2 separate regions of the Homo sapiens genome follow, and region 1 is linked to region 2. A link is a contact called in ENCODE Hi-C or POLR2A ChIA-PET data. All regions are on one chromosome and are shown on one strand. The core of a region is the stretch at or near the end of the contact, and the rest is flanking DNA. Distances in the headings are between cores, read along the strand shown. Region 1 overlaps AEBP2 (AE binding protein 2). Region 2 overlaps PLEKHA5 (pleckstrin homology domain containing A5).

Region 1 (7,052 bases), core at 2,938-5,437, 210 kb before region 2:
ATTCAGATACCCATAGCACAAAATGTGGTCAACATCATTGCAAATTGCTGAAACAAAAATTAAAGCGACAGTGAGATACCACTACTCATCCACTAGAATGGCCAAAATTAAAAGGATCGGTAGATGCCTGTAATCCCAGCACCTTGGAAGGCCGAGGCGGGTAGATCGTTGGAGGCCAGGAGGTGGGGGTTACATTTGAGATCGCACCACTGCACTCCAGCCTGGGTTACAGAAACTTTATCTCAAAAAAAAAAGAAAAGAAAAGAAAGGACTGGTAGTATTAAGATATCATATAGTTAAGAGGAATGAATATGTGTGTGTAATTAGAGGACATGTAAAGGAATGTCCATGGGGCAACTTGGTTAATAGTAGCCAAAGATGGTCGAGCATGGTGCCTCATGCCCGTAATGCCAGCATTTTGGGAGGTCACAGGGGGAGGATCGCTTGGGCCTGCGAGTTCGAAACCAGCCTGGGCAACGTGGCAAAACCCTCTCTCTACAAAAAATTAGCTGGACGTGGTAGCACAGGCCTGAATCCCAGCTACTTGGGAGACTGTAGTATGAGTAACACCTGAGCCAGGGAGATTGAGGCTGCAGTGCGTAGAGATCAGGCCACTGTACTCCAACATTGGTGACAGAGTGAGACCCCGTCTCAAAAAACAAAACAAAAAAAAATAGCAGCCAATGATTGGAAACAATCCAAATGCCCAAAAGGAAGTGAATGGATTTATCTGTACAGTGGAATACTACAGAGCAATGTTTTTAAATGACTGCTTGATACAATTCGTACAAATCTCGCTGATATTTTGTTGAGTGAACAAAAAGCCAGATACAAGAGTTCACACAACTAAGAGTTCATACAAGAGTTCATAAAGTAAGTATGAAAGAAATTAGAATATAGTCTGGGCAGATGGGTGGAGGGCAGGAGAAGAGATAGACCAGAAAAGGACATTAGAAATCTTGTCTTACTGAAATATTCTCTATCAGGATGGTAGTTACAAATGTGCATACGAACATAAGAAACAAATCATTAAACTGTTAAACAAGTGTGCATTAGACACAACTATACATTATATCAGACCTTCAAACAAAATGAAAAAAAAAAAAAAAAAAAAGCAGAGGCTCACCTCAAACATCACCTTATCACTTCCTCTCTCTATAGTCACCTGCCACTCATCTTCTACTATCCTTTCCCAGCCCCTGTTATAATTTAATTGATCCCTAACCCAGAGAATCTCATAGGTCACTATTGAAGAACTTACATTTCATTATTTAAGTTTCTTTAGATCTGTATAAACCCAGAGACTACAAGTTCCCTGAGTATAGAGGCCTGCTTTTCTTTTTTTTTTTTTTTTGAGACAGGGTCTCTCTCTCTCTCTCTGTCACCCAGGCTGGAGTGCAGTCTCAGCTCACTGCAGCCCCAAACACCCAGACTCAAGTGATCCTTCCACCTCACCTTCCTGAGTAGGTGGGTCTACAGGTACATGCCAACACGCCCGGCTAATTTTTGTATTTTTTTTGTACAGACAGGGTTTCGTCATGTTGCCCAGGCTGGTCTCAAACTCCTGGGCTTAAGCAATCTGCTTGTGTCAGCCTCCCAAAGTGCTGGGATTACAGCATGAGCCAGGACACCCGGCCTACTCTGTTTTTCTCATTACCTCGTTTCCATATTGCCCAGCATAGTGCCAGGTACTTCAGACATCAATGTTTTGTTGATTTAAATAATTCCTATGATTCATGTATGGAACAATACCTCACTAAATCATATACCTTAACTTTTTTTCTTTCAAAGACAATTTCTTTCCCCTCTCCAATAGGAAACGTCTACAGTTTCTAGAAGAGGATTTGGAAAAAACAAAAAACACAAAACATTTGTATAGGCTTTGAAATTAACCTGCATATACATCATCATCAACCAGCAGAAAGGCTGCCTTAAAATATACTTACACACACATACACACATGGAAATACAATGAAGATGTAAATGATTTAAATGATTCTTTTACTTTAATAAATAATCTCTTATATTTAGTGTGCACACACTGAACAAGAACTTCATGATGTAATTAGTACTACCAACTACACATTAGACAGGAAGTTAAAAAAGCAGTTCGCAGTCACATTTCCAGCAAATGTCACGGCCAAGATCTGCAGTATGACTACAGGAAACACTGGGGTGTTAAAGTAATAGGACCTGTGCCCCAGAAAATTAATTAGACCATTGATTTACTTATTCATTCATTTATTCATTTACTACCTCCTTCATTTTTTTCTTCAGAGACCACTTACTTAAAAAAAAAATTAAGAAAAAAAATCTGAACGGTTAGACATATGAAAAGATGTTCAACCTAACCCATAATGAAAGAAATACTAATTAAAACTATTAAGATGGGCCAGGCGCGGTGGCTCACACCTGTAATCCCAGCACTTTGTGAGGCCAAGGCGGGCGGATCACGAGGTCAAGAGATCGAGACCATCCTGGCCAACATGGTGAAACCCCGTTTCTACTAAAAATACAAAAATTAGCTGGGCGTGGTGGTGGGTACCTGTAGTCCCAGCTACTCGGGAGGCTGAGGCAGGAGAATCACTTGAACATGGGAAGCGGAGGTTGCAGTGAACCGAGATCACACCACTGCACTCCAGCCTGGCAACAGAGCACAGCAAGACTCCGTCTCAAAAAAATAAACTATTAAGATGTAACTTCTCTGAGACCAAGGGGAGGCGGATCACCAGAAGTCCAAGACCAGCCTGGCCAATGTAGTGAAACCCCATCTCTACTAAAAATACCAAAAAAAAAAAAAAAAAAAAAAAAATTGGCTGGGCGTTGTGGTGCCTGCCTGTAATCCCAGCTACTCCAGAGGCTGAAGCATGAGAATCAATTGAACTGAGGAGGTGGATGTTGCAGTGAGCCCACATCATGCCACTGCACTCCATCTAGCCTGGGCGACAGAGCCAAACTCTGTATCCCAACAAAAAACAAACAAACAAACAAAAAGATGTAATGTCTCACCTATGAGATTAGCAAAAATCCAAAAGTTTGACAATCCTCTCTCAGCAAAGCCTTGGAGACACTCCAACATTAGGCAGACACTCTAACATTACTGATGACGGCACTAGCTCTAGGGAACGACAATTTGGCAAGTTATCAAAATTAGCAATGTTTACATTAACCTTTGATCCACCCACTCACATCATTTTAGGGGATTTTTCCTACATACATAATTATACATGTACAAAATGATACATATTCAGGATTCATCACTATAGCACTATTTGTAACAATAAGACAAGAAGCAACCCAAGTGTATCTACAAAGTTTGGTTAAACCGCTAATATTACACAATGGAAAGCGATGAAGCTGAAAAAATGAGACTATTCACTATGAACTGATATGAAAAGATCCCAGCATAAAGTATATTCAAAAAGCAAGGTACAATCGGGAGGAGGAAGATGGAGATAGGAGAAAGGGCTAACATGCAGCTCCCACTTTGGCAGAGAGAACACCATGTGGAGACTCGCACCGTGAACTTTTGCTTCAAGAACCACCCCAGGAATATACCAGGCAAACCGAAAAAATTCACAGATCCTTTCAAAGAAGCGGTACACTGCTGCAAATTCCGTGAGACAGGTAAAAAACTGTGAGTTCCCAAAGTGTAAGAGAGAGAAAACCTGCCTCCACACACACAACCCCACTGGGGAATCTGAAAATCCAGATCATGGGAGACGAGACGGATTTAACCTTACCTAGGGCTGAAACAGATTTAAGGGAACGTGCAAAATATAAAAGTAGAAGCAGCAGTGGGAAATGCCTTGTAAGCATTCCCAGCCTCTAGCTAGAGCCCAGGGAAGCCATCCCCGACTATATCTCACAAGGGTACTAGCAGAAGACAGCCAGTAGAATTAGGGAAGGGTAACAGGGCAAAAGAAGCTTCTAAATGAGATAGTAACAATTTCAGCTGGACATGGATTTTCTTGAGCAGAAAAGGGAGGTGGCGAGGGAACAGGAACTGCTGCAGATACCAGCGCAGAGCTGCTGACAGAGTAGGCAGACGGGGAGGGGCGAGGTCTGAAGGCCTTGCTTTCTCAGCAGGGAAGCCTGGGGCAAGGTCTGAGCAGTACACCAAGGGAGTGAGAGTGGCTTCACCCACTGCATGGGAGCTGAATGAGGTCTCTCGCAACCAGGACTCTCACAACCCCCCACTTCCCTGGTGAACTATATGACACAGCAGAGGCAGCCAAAATCCCCTATGGAACATAACCCCACTGGCCTGAAAACCAACGCCCTATCTCCCACAGTGGCTGTGGCAAGCCCCGCCTAATGAAAGTGAGTCTGAGCCCAGTTCCGCCTAACCCTGCTCCCACCTGATGGTATTTCTCTACCTGCCCCTTTAGCAGAACAGGAAACATAGCCCCACCCATCTCGCCAGAAGCCAAAATACTTGCCCAGGCCAACTTAGGGCAAGCAATCTCCCTACTTAACTACTACTGCAACTGGTGCACTCTTCAAAGTGTCACCTCCTGGTTGGAGGCCAACCAATTCAGGCCATTAGAGCAACTCATGACAGAATAACCCAGATCCCAGGAAGCGGAAAACAACAGCTAATTCCACTGCCTGCGACATCCTGGCCAACCAGAGGTCCTGAGTGTGTCCACATTACAAGTTCATTGCTAGCATAACCAGTATTCAAGAAAGCAAGTACACTCAACATATCTACAACCGAACACCACCAAAGAGTCCACTTCACTCCCCTGCCACCTCCAGCAGAGCAGGTGCTGGTATCCACAGCTCGGAGACCTGAAGATGAATCACATCACAGGACTCCTTGTAGGCATTCCCCAGCACCATCCCAGAGCCTAGTAGCCCTGCTGCTGGATGGCTACACTCAGAAGAGCAATAACAATCACTGCAGTCCAGCTCTCAGGAAGCCCCATCCCTAGAGGAAGTGGGAGACAGCAGGCCCTGAGATCCAGTCTTTTCCACCGAAATAGTCTAAACAAATGAGAAGGAACCAGAAAAGTAATTCTGGTAATATGACAAAACAGGGTTCTATAACCCCAGTAATGTATCCAAACCAAGAATAAATTTCTGAATTTCCAGATAAAGAATTCAGAAGGTTGATTATTAAGATACTCAAGGAGATATCAGAGAAAGGTGAAAACCAAATTAAAGACAACAATACAGGATACGGATGAAAAATTCTCCAGAGAAAAAATATCATAAAGAAACAGCAATCACAACTTCTAGAAATAAAAGTCACACTTAGAGAAACAGAAAATGCACTGGAGGCTGGGCACCGTGGCTCATGCCTGTAATCCCAGCACTGTGGGAGGCTGAGGCAGGCAGATCAAATGAGTTCAGGAGTTCAAGGCCAGCCTTGCCACCACGGTGAAACCCCGTCTCTACTAAAAATACAAAATTTAGCCAGGCATGTTGGCAAGTGCCTGTAATCCCAGCTACTCGGGAGGATGAGGCATGAGAATCACTTGAACCCAGGAGGTGAAGGTGGGAGGTTGCAATAAACCAAGACTGTACCACTGCGCTCCAGCCTGGGTGACAGAACAAGACTCTGCCTCACAAAAAAAAAAAGAAAAGAAAAGAAACAACAATCACAACTTCTAGAAATAAAAGGCACACTTAAGAGAAACAGAAAACGCACTGAAGGCCAGGCACAGTGGCTCATGCCTGTAATCCCAGCACTCTGGGAGGCAGAGGCGGGTGGATCACCTGAGGTCAGCAGTTCAAGACGAGCCTGGCCAACATGATGAAACCCTGCCTCTACTAAAAAAATACAAAACTTAGCTGGGTGTGGTGGTGGGCACCTGTAATCCCAGTTACTCGGGAGGATGAGGCAAGAGAATCACTTGAACCTGGAAGGCGGAGGTTGAAGTGAGTGGAGATAGCATCACTACACTCCAGCCTGGGCAACAGAGTGAGACTCGGTCTCAAAAAAAAAAAAAAAAAAAAAAAAAAGGATGCACTGCAAAGTTTCAATAACAGTAGAAGAAAGAATTTCAGAGCTCAAAGACAAGGCTTTCGAAATAACCCAATCAGACAAAGACAAAGAAAAGACACTTAAAAAAAAATTAACAAAGTCTCCACGAAATGTGGGATTACATCAAACAACCAAACCTAAGAATAACTGGTGTTTCTGAGAAAGAAGAGAAATCTACAAGTTTGGAAAACTTACTCGAGGTGAATAACTGAGGAAAACTTCCCTGGCCTTGCTAAAGAGGTAGACACCCAAATACAAGAAGCTCAAAGAACAACTGAGAAATTCCTCCCAAAAATATTATCACCTAGGCACACAGTCATCAGGTTATCTAAAGTCAAGATGCAGGAAAGAATATTACGAGTTGTGGGACAAAAGCATCAGATAACCTATAAAGAAAAACCTATCAGATTAACAGCAGACTTCTCAGCAGAAACCTTACAAGCCAGAAGAGACTGGGGTACCACCTTCTGCTGCCTGAAACAATAATTATCAGCCAAGAATATTGTATCCAGCAAAACTAAGCTTCATAAATGAAGGAGAGATCAAGTCTTTTTCAGACAAAGGCTAAGAGAATTTGTCACTACCAAGCCAGCACTACAAGAAATGCTAAAAGAAGTTCTAAATCTTGAAATAAAACCTCGAAACACACCAAAATAGAACCTCCTTGGCAGGGCGCAGTGGCCCATGCCTGTAATCCCAGCACTCTGGGAGGCCGAGGTGGGCAGATCACCTGAGGTCAGGAATTCAAGACCAGCCTGGCCAACATGGAGAAACCCTGTCTCTAGTAAAAAATACAAAAATTAGCCAGGCGTGGTGGTGGGCACCTATAATCCCAGCTACTTGGGAGGGTGAGGCAGGCAGAATTGCTTGAACCCAAGAGGCTGAGGTTGCAGTGAGCCAAGATTGTGCCACTGCACTCCAGCCTGGGCAACAGAGTGAGACTCCATGACAAAAACAAGACAAAAAGAATCTCCTTAAAGCATAAATCTCATAGGACCTATAAAACAATAACACAATGAAGAAAAAAAAACAGCTATTAAGGCAACAACAAGCATGATGA
Region 2 (6,563 bases), core at 421-2,920:
ATTTACATTTTTTTTTTTAGAGTTGGGTTCTCACTGTGCTGCCACGCTGGAGTGCACTGGCACAGTCATAGCTCACTGCAGCTCCCAACTCCTGGGCTCAAGCAATCCTCCCACTTCAACTTCCCCCAAGTAGTAGGTACTACAGGTATGCACCACTATGCTTGGCTAATTTTTAAGAATTTTTTACAGAGATAGGGTCTTGCTAGGTTGCCCAGGCTGGTCTCAAACTCCTGGCATCAAACGATTCTCCTGCTTTGGCCTCCCAAAGTGCTGGGATTACAAGCCGAAAAACTGCGCCTGGCCTTGAATTTAATAGTTATGTGCATTCTGATTTAAAGAAAGCCCAAGAATAAGACTGGGAATTAGAGAGCAGTAGGCCTTTGCTGCCTCCATATTACTTGTCTCAGGAGATCCTTGCATTGTACCAACCTGCAGAAACTGGTAATGGAGGACAGTCAGAGAAGAGGTGATAATGGCAGGGGACAAGACAGGGGTGGGTTGGGAGGACAGGGCTTGCTCCCTCCCTCTCCCAAATAAACTCGATCTCTGCCTGTAACCCAAGCCTTTCCTTGTGCTTGGCCAGGAAGGATGACTCCTTGCCATTAGCAAAGTTGGGTGACAGAACATAAGAGACAGAGAATAAATACTTATATCTGATCATTATAAACAAAAGACGTAGTAATGAAGCTATAACAGCTAAAACACAATTTAAACCAATATTTTAATCAGTAGCTCAGAAACCAATCTCCACCAACACAGCATCAAAGAAACCTGGGTTCATAATGACAAGACAGACACTTACCCCCTGGTTTCTTCTTCATGACCCCTCCCCTTCTGGATTTTAATCCACTGTTCCAACTGCTGCATTGAATTTGTTCTCTGTATGACTCGATCGGCCTCTGTGTATAAGGGCCCTGTATTGGGGCGATTTCCACCTCTAAGATCTGCCAGGCTAACATTGACTATTTTGTTCTCTGAACTGCTCAAGTTGATTGGTCTGTAGTGCACAGTCTGAGCAGGGCATGCTGACCCACTCTCATATTCAGATGGCAGAGAATTCAGCTTTACACTATTAATTTTTGTTAAGGGTCTATCTTGACCATCCTTCTGAAATCCATATTTTTCAGCTTCTAATGCCTTTTTTTCTTCAATTTTGCTCATTTCCTTGTTTTTTTGATTGTTTTGGATCTCTGGTTTAATTAGCACTCTATGGTTGGGAATGTTATTGGTTTCTTTAGTTGGTGCATTTTCAGATGTAATCTTGTCCACTCTGAAATCAGAGAAGAAAATCATAGTAAATCAGATGAAATAATGTACATATTACTTCTGGGATTCAATCTAGGAAAAATTATACTTTACGGGGGTGGGGGCCAGGGGACTGGAAAGGGTCACAGTGGACAAGTCTACACAAATACCCAATGCTGTGATATTAACATTCAAGCACAACACCAGAATGTATAAACAGAAAGGGGGAAAAAGAAAACATAAAGAACTAGAGCGTAAAAAGTGATGTGTGCTCCCACCATTAGGAATCTGAAAATAAAGCAAATTAAGATTGCCTTATGACAGTTAAACCACAAAGTCTACACTTAAAGGACCACAGTAGATAGTCCCTTGAAAGGAGCCACATGGCTCCCAGCCAAGGTTAGCTGCTTGTTGACTCATGAGACAAACATGAGTCTGGTTGTGGAAATGGCTGCAACAGGAAATCATAGTCTGATGCTATCAAAGATCTGAACCATATAATTAACTCCTTTTGTTTGTATTCAAGAGGAACTCAGTATGATTTTAGAGCTCTTGGAGTCTGACTGCACATGTCCAGCTTGCAACTCTGTTCTTACTAGCTGAGTCTTCAGGCAAAGTACAGAACACTTAAAGTGCCTATGCTTCCTCTTTGGTAAATGGGTATGATTGTGCCACCAAGATCAGAGGGTTCTTGTGAGAATCAGATGAGTTAATGAGTGGCTGGCACAGACCTTATTTTACCATTATAATTCCAACACATCAAGCAATCTTGGGTTAGAATCTGGCATCCCATGTCCACCTGGCCACTGAAAGAATGAGCTCGTTAACAGCATGTGTCTAGGTCACTCGACAGTTGTACTTGCTCACTATTCTAGTTGCCATATCTAGGTCTTTCCCTGAGCCTAATCACTTCCAGACTCTGAAAAGATCAAGCTGAGTGTGTGAACCTGCACGAAACTGCCAAGATCATGCCACTCTAGGAGGCCTCTCAGGAGCCAGCCAACCCTCCATATTCCAATAAATAAAAATGCTTCTATCAGAAACTAGGTGTGGTAATGCTGCCAATGTTTATGACGTGTGGAAAGGATGTAGATCTATATACATATATCTGTAATCAACTATAGATGAAGATATCTAGAAGCTTTGGAATATGGTCACCAAGGAAAAAAAATTAAAAAAAAAAGGTGACTATTTTTCTTGGAGTAAAGTTATGAACCATCCATATATTTAGGTTAAATATAAACCATGGCTTCTAGATTGGAGGCAACATTAGACATTGGGAAAATTTACTAAGATAGACTATGTGCTTCTTTCTCTTGAAAAATAAAAGTTGGCCAGGTGTGGCCACTGATGCCTGTAATCCCAGCACTTTGGGAGGCCAGGGTGGGTGGATCACCTAAGATCAGGTGTTTGAGACCAGCCGGGCCAAAATGGTGAGACCCCGTCTCTACGAAAAATAAAAAAAAAATTAGCTGGCTTGGTGGAGGACATCTGTAATCCCACCTACTCGGGAGGCTGAGGCAGGAGAATTGCTTGAACCTGAGAGGCAGAGTTTGGAGTGAGCTGAGATCGTGCCACTGCACTCCAGCCTGGGCGACAGAGCGAGACTCCATCTCAAAACAAGAACAACAAAGAAGGCATAGAACATTTACACTAAAAGCATATGTATCCCTTGCTATTTGGGAGGGTAGGAATTTTAACATTAAACATAAAATAACTGAAAAGATTTTTAAAACATATTTACTGTAGTCTATCTAAAGCTATTATTATTACTGTCATCATGATTATTATCATTATTATTTGAGATAAGGTCTCTTGCCGTATAACCCAGGGGGGAGTGCAGTGACGTGATCTTGGCTCTCTGCAACCTCAACTTTCTGGGCTCAAGTGATCCTTCCCTCTCAGCCTCCCGAGCAGCCGGGACTATAGGTACACGCCACCACACCTAGCTAATTTTTAAATTTTTTTAGAGACGGGGTCTCACTGGTCACCTAGGTTGGTCTTGAACTCCTGGGCTCAAGCAATCCTCCCACCTTGGCCTCCTACATTATTGGGGTTACAAGCGTGAGCCACCGTGCTCAGCCTAAAGCTATTATTTTAAATTAAAACTGTGGTGGGTTTTTTTTCTTTTTCCCCAAGATTTATCATTGAAAAAGTAGTCAAAAAGACACATATGATGACTTTTCTCTAAATGGAACAAAGCTGACTCAGAAAAGTATGCTAAGGTACCATAAATAATATAAAACTTGTGATCTAATTTTAAAAAGTGACATTTAAGTTATTGCAGAAAATACACTGAGATATATAAAATGAAAATAATGGGCTTAGAGATGAAAATTATTCAGAGAATCCATATTATACTTAGATTTTTTTTTCTTTGGGCCATCAATGATCTGCACACTAGGAGACTATGACATTATCGTGAACAGGTGAAATACTTTATAAAGTTAGGGAGAATGAACTCTCAAGTTAAAAACTGGATGTTGTATTACAGTGATAAGCTCTGATAAATATTTTAAGTATTTGAGCCATACAGCAAAATGAGTGCATTAGCTTAAAACCAAGCAAACAAAATCTCTCTATACTTACTTTCACTTTGAATGACTAAATCTAATAGAGTGGGATAAAAATGCCAACAACTAGGAGTAGAAGAAAACACATAATTTCTACAGGATAACGGACTCTAAGCTGGGCACGCAGGTGGTATTAATAAATCTTGTCTGAGTAGATTACACTAACAAAGACGGCTGAAAACTGTATAAGCACCTAACTAGTGAACTATCAGGTTGCCAAAAGCCAAGCCAAATAATTGCCATCTTTATCATCCCAAATTACGAGTAATTATCAGTTTTTAGAGTGGTAAATTTAATAAAATAAAGTAGAAACATGCTGAAATTCTGAGAAAAGTATAATATACAATATTGAAATTATTTGGACATAAATATTTTAATTATTATACAGATTTCTGTATTCTAAACAATTTCCTAAAAATTTTGCTTTGAAGTTAAAAGTATTGAAGTTTTATTTTTATTTTTTTTTGACAGGGTCTCACTCCGTTGTCTAGGCTGGAGTGCAGTGGCACAGTCACAGCTCACAGCAGCCTCAACCTCCTGATTCAAGTGATCCTCATGCTTCAGCCTCCTGAGTAGCAGGGACTACAAGAGTGTGGTACTACGCCCAGCTAATTTTTGTATTTTTGGTACAGATGGTGTTTCATCATGTTGCCCAGGCTGATCTCAAAATCCTGGGCTCAAGTGATCCCTCAACCTCCCAAAGTGCTAGAATTACAGGTGTGAGCCACCATGCTCAGCCTGAAGATTTTAAATGAATTCTCTTCACCTACACATTTTCTCTCGTTATCAGTGCTAACCACCTCATCTTTATGCTACTCAGGTAATTTTTACACATGCAATTCCAAAAACAGATTTTCCTTCTATCTGCTCTCATCCTGCAATATGCATGTGGCAAAAGTGGTTTTTCTTAAAAATAGATGTCCTAGAGCTATATCCTAGACCCTCTTTTCTTTTCAGTTTTTCCCCAGCTCTAATTACTAGTGATTGGGTAACTTGATTTAGACTTGATATTTACAAAAATAGCACAAATACACAGCATCAACCTAAGTCTTTTAGCCAAAAAGCCAAGACTTTATTAAAATGCACACTAGAATAAGAAAAACAAAGGACTAGATGTATACTGTAACAATCCCTAATTTCCTGAGAAGAGGGAAAAAAAAGAAGAGGGAAAAAAGATGCACATTAGCATCTTTCTTACATAAGATATGTGCTCAGCTGTCACTGACTGGAAGAAAAATTAACTTGCATCATAATTTTTTCTTCGAATTACAGGAATATATATTTTTTAAAAAGCACATTATACTACTTGTATTTATGTAGTCTGAGAATCAGATTTCCTCTAACTAGCTATACTGAAGAATATTAAAATGATTCGTATCTTCAAGCAGGGAAAAATACATGGGTCAATTTTAACAGCACTTATCTATATTATCAAGGAATCTGAGTAGTGGAGTTTCAATATAAAAAAGGTACAATTCACCAAGAAGTGGATTTGGAAACAATCTAAATGCTTGACGAACTATTTTCTGGAGACATTCATTACAAAAACAATAAAAATTAATCAGAAATGTTGAAAAAATGAAACTATCAAAGTTTCTTACTGTAATTCATCACACTTTAGAAACATCAACACACTATTACAGAAAAACACAAATTAACTTCATAAAAATAAACTCTCTTCTAAGATTTAGAATCTTAAAAACACTATCTCAAAGGATAAAAATCTGTGTAGCTTTAAGGTAACAATTAAAAACGTACTCACCGGAAATTAAAGGTAATTCTGTAAGAAGAAAGAACATTCAGTTTGAATGTTAGGATTCTGGATTCACCCCAGTACACCGATAGGTGAAAATGAATAAAGAAGAAAAAGAAGAAAAGTGGAATAAAAATGTAGGTGGTATCGCAAACTAACAAAATGTGTATTAATTTAATTCAGAACAGGAATTGATCCTTGCTTTCTGAGGAAAAAATGATTTCATACCATGACTATTAAAATGATATGTACTATGACAGTGAAATACTTGCAAGGCATGGAATAAAATGGAAGTGGAAATCACCATCATTTTTTCTACAAGCCTTTACCTTTTCACAGGTTCTGTCTGTACTAGGGCAGCATCTAACATGGCTTTCATCCACAACTCCATTTCCTTTCCTGTATCAGTGCAGAAATAATAGGTCCGCATGTTTGGATGGGCTGCCTGATTGAAAATGACACGATCATTTTAAATAAAAATATAGGATTCTGTAAAAGAAAAAGAAAAAAAGGTAAGTGATTCCTGACATAGAACGTTGCTATCAAATTTCAGAGAAAGTAGACTTATCTTTTACCTGAGATATGGAAATGAATCAAGAAAAAATATAACTATTAACTTGAAAAATATATATTAATTTCCCCCTTAATTTTACCCTCTTTCTTTTAGTTGTGTGCACACTCTAAAATTAAAAATAAAAAAAAAAAAGAGTGCATGGAAAGGAAAGGAGGTGAGAAATGAAGTACTTAGTGGTGCCTCTTCCATCTCCACATTTCTAGCAATTTCCATTTACTGCAATTCACACCTTTTTTTTTTTTTTTCTTTTTTTTGAGACAGAGTCTCACTCTGTTGCCCAGGTTGGAGTGCAGTGGAGCAATCTTGGTTCACTGCAACATCTGCCTCCCTGGTTCAAGCGATTCTCCTGCCTCAGCATCCCGATTAGCTGGGATTACAGGCATGTGCCACCATGCCCAACTAATTTTTGTATTTTAGT

What was found. A loop is a pair of places that touch in the nucleus more often than their neighbours do. ChIA-PET counts read pairs that join two places held with the same protein, here RNA polymerase II (POLR2A). Pooled maps may share reads with other maps.
Region 1: a loop to region 2 is called in a pooled map, with 4 times the contacts of the local background. The contact joins two enhancer-like sites. A Hi-C loop is called at or near these places in 2 of 50 pooled maps. POLR2A ChIA-PET finds 5 or more read pairs at or near these places in 3 of 52 experiments (H1, T-cell and activated CD8-positive, alpha-beta memory T cell).

What each region holds. Positions count from the first base shown.
Region 1 is chr12:19,480,011-19,487,062 of GRCh38, reverse strand. The region is part of intron 3 of AEBP2 (AE binding protein 2); the gene reads right to left. Among named protein-coding and RNA genes, the nearest start is that of AEBP2, 44 kb to the right of the region's middle. RefSeq lists an enhancer at 3,699-4,200 and a silencer at 3,914-4,208. Within about 2 kb of position 4,187, at least 8 of the 41 ENCODE cell types and tissues checked have a DNase peak (open chromatin) inside an H3K27ac peak, as active enhancers do.
Region 2 is chr12:19,269,223-19,275,785 of GRCh38, reverse strand. PLEKHA5 (pleckstrin homology domain containing A5) reads right to left here. Exons shown (of 32, transcript NM_001256470.2): 9 at 5,901-6,016; 10 at 5,581-5,598; 11 at 803-1,270. LOC124902892 (a long non-coding RNA gene) reads left to right here. Exons shown (of 3, transcript XR_007063235.1): 3 at 21-102. Among named protein-coding and RNA genes, the nearest start is that of PLEKHA5, 140 kb to the right of the region's middle. Within about 2 kb of position 1,670, at least 9 of the 41 ENCODE cell types and tissues checked have a DNase peak (open chromatin) inside an H3K27ac peak, as active enhancers do.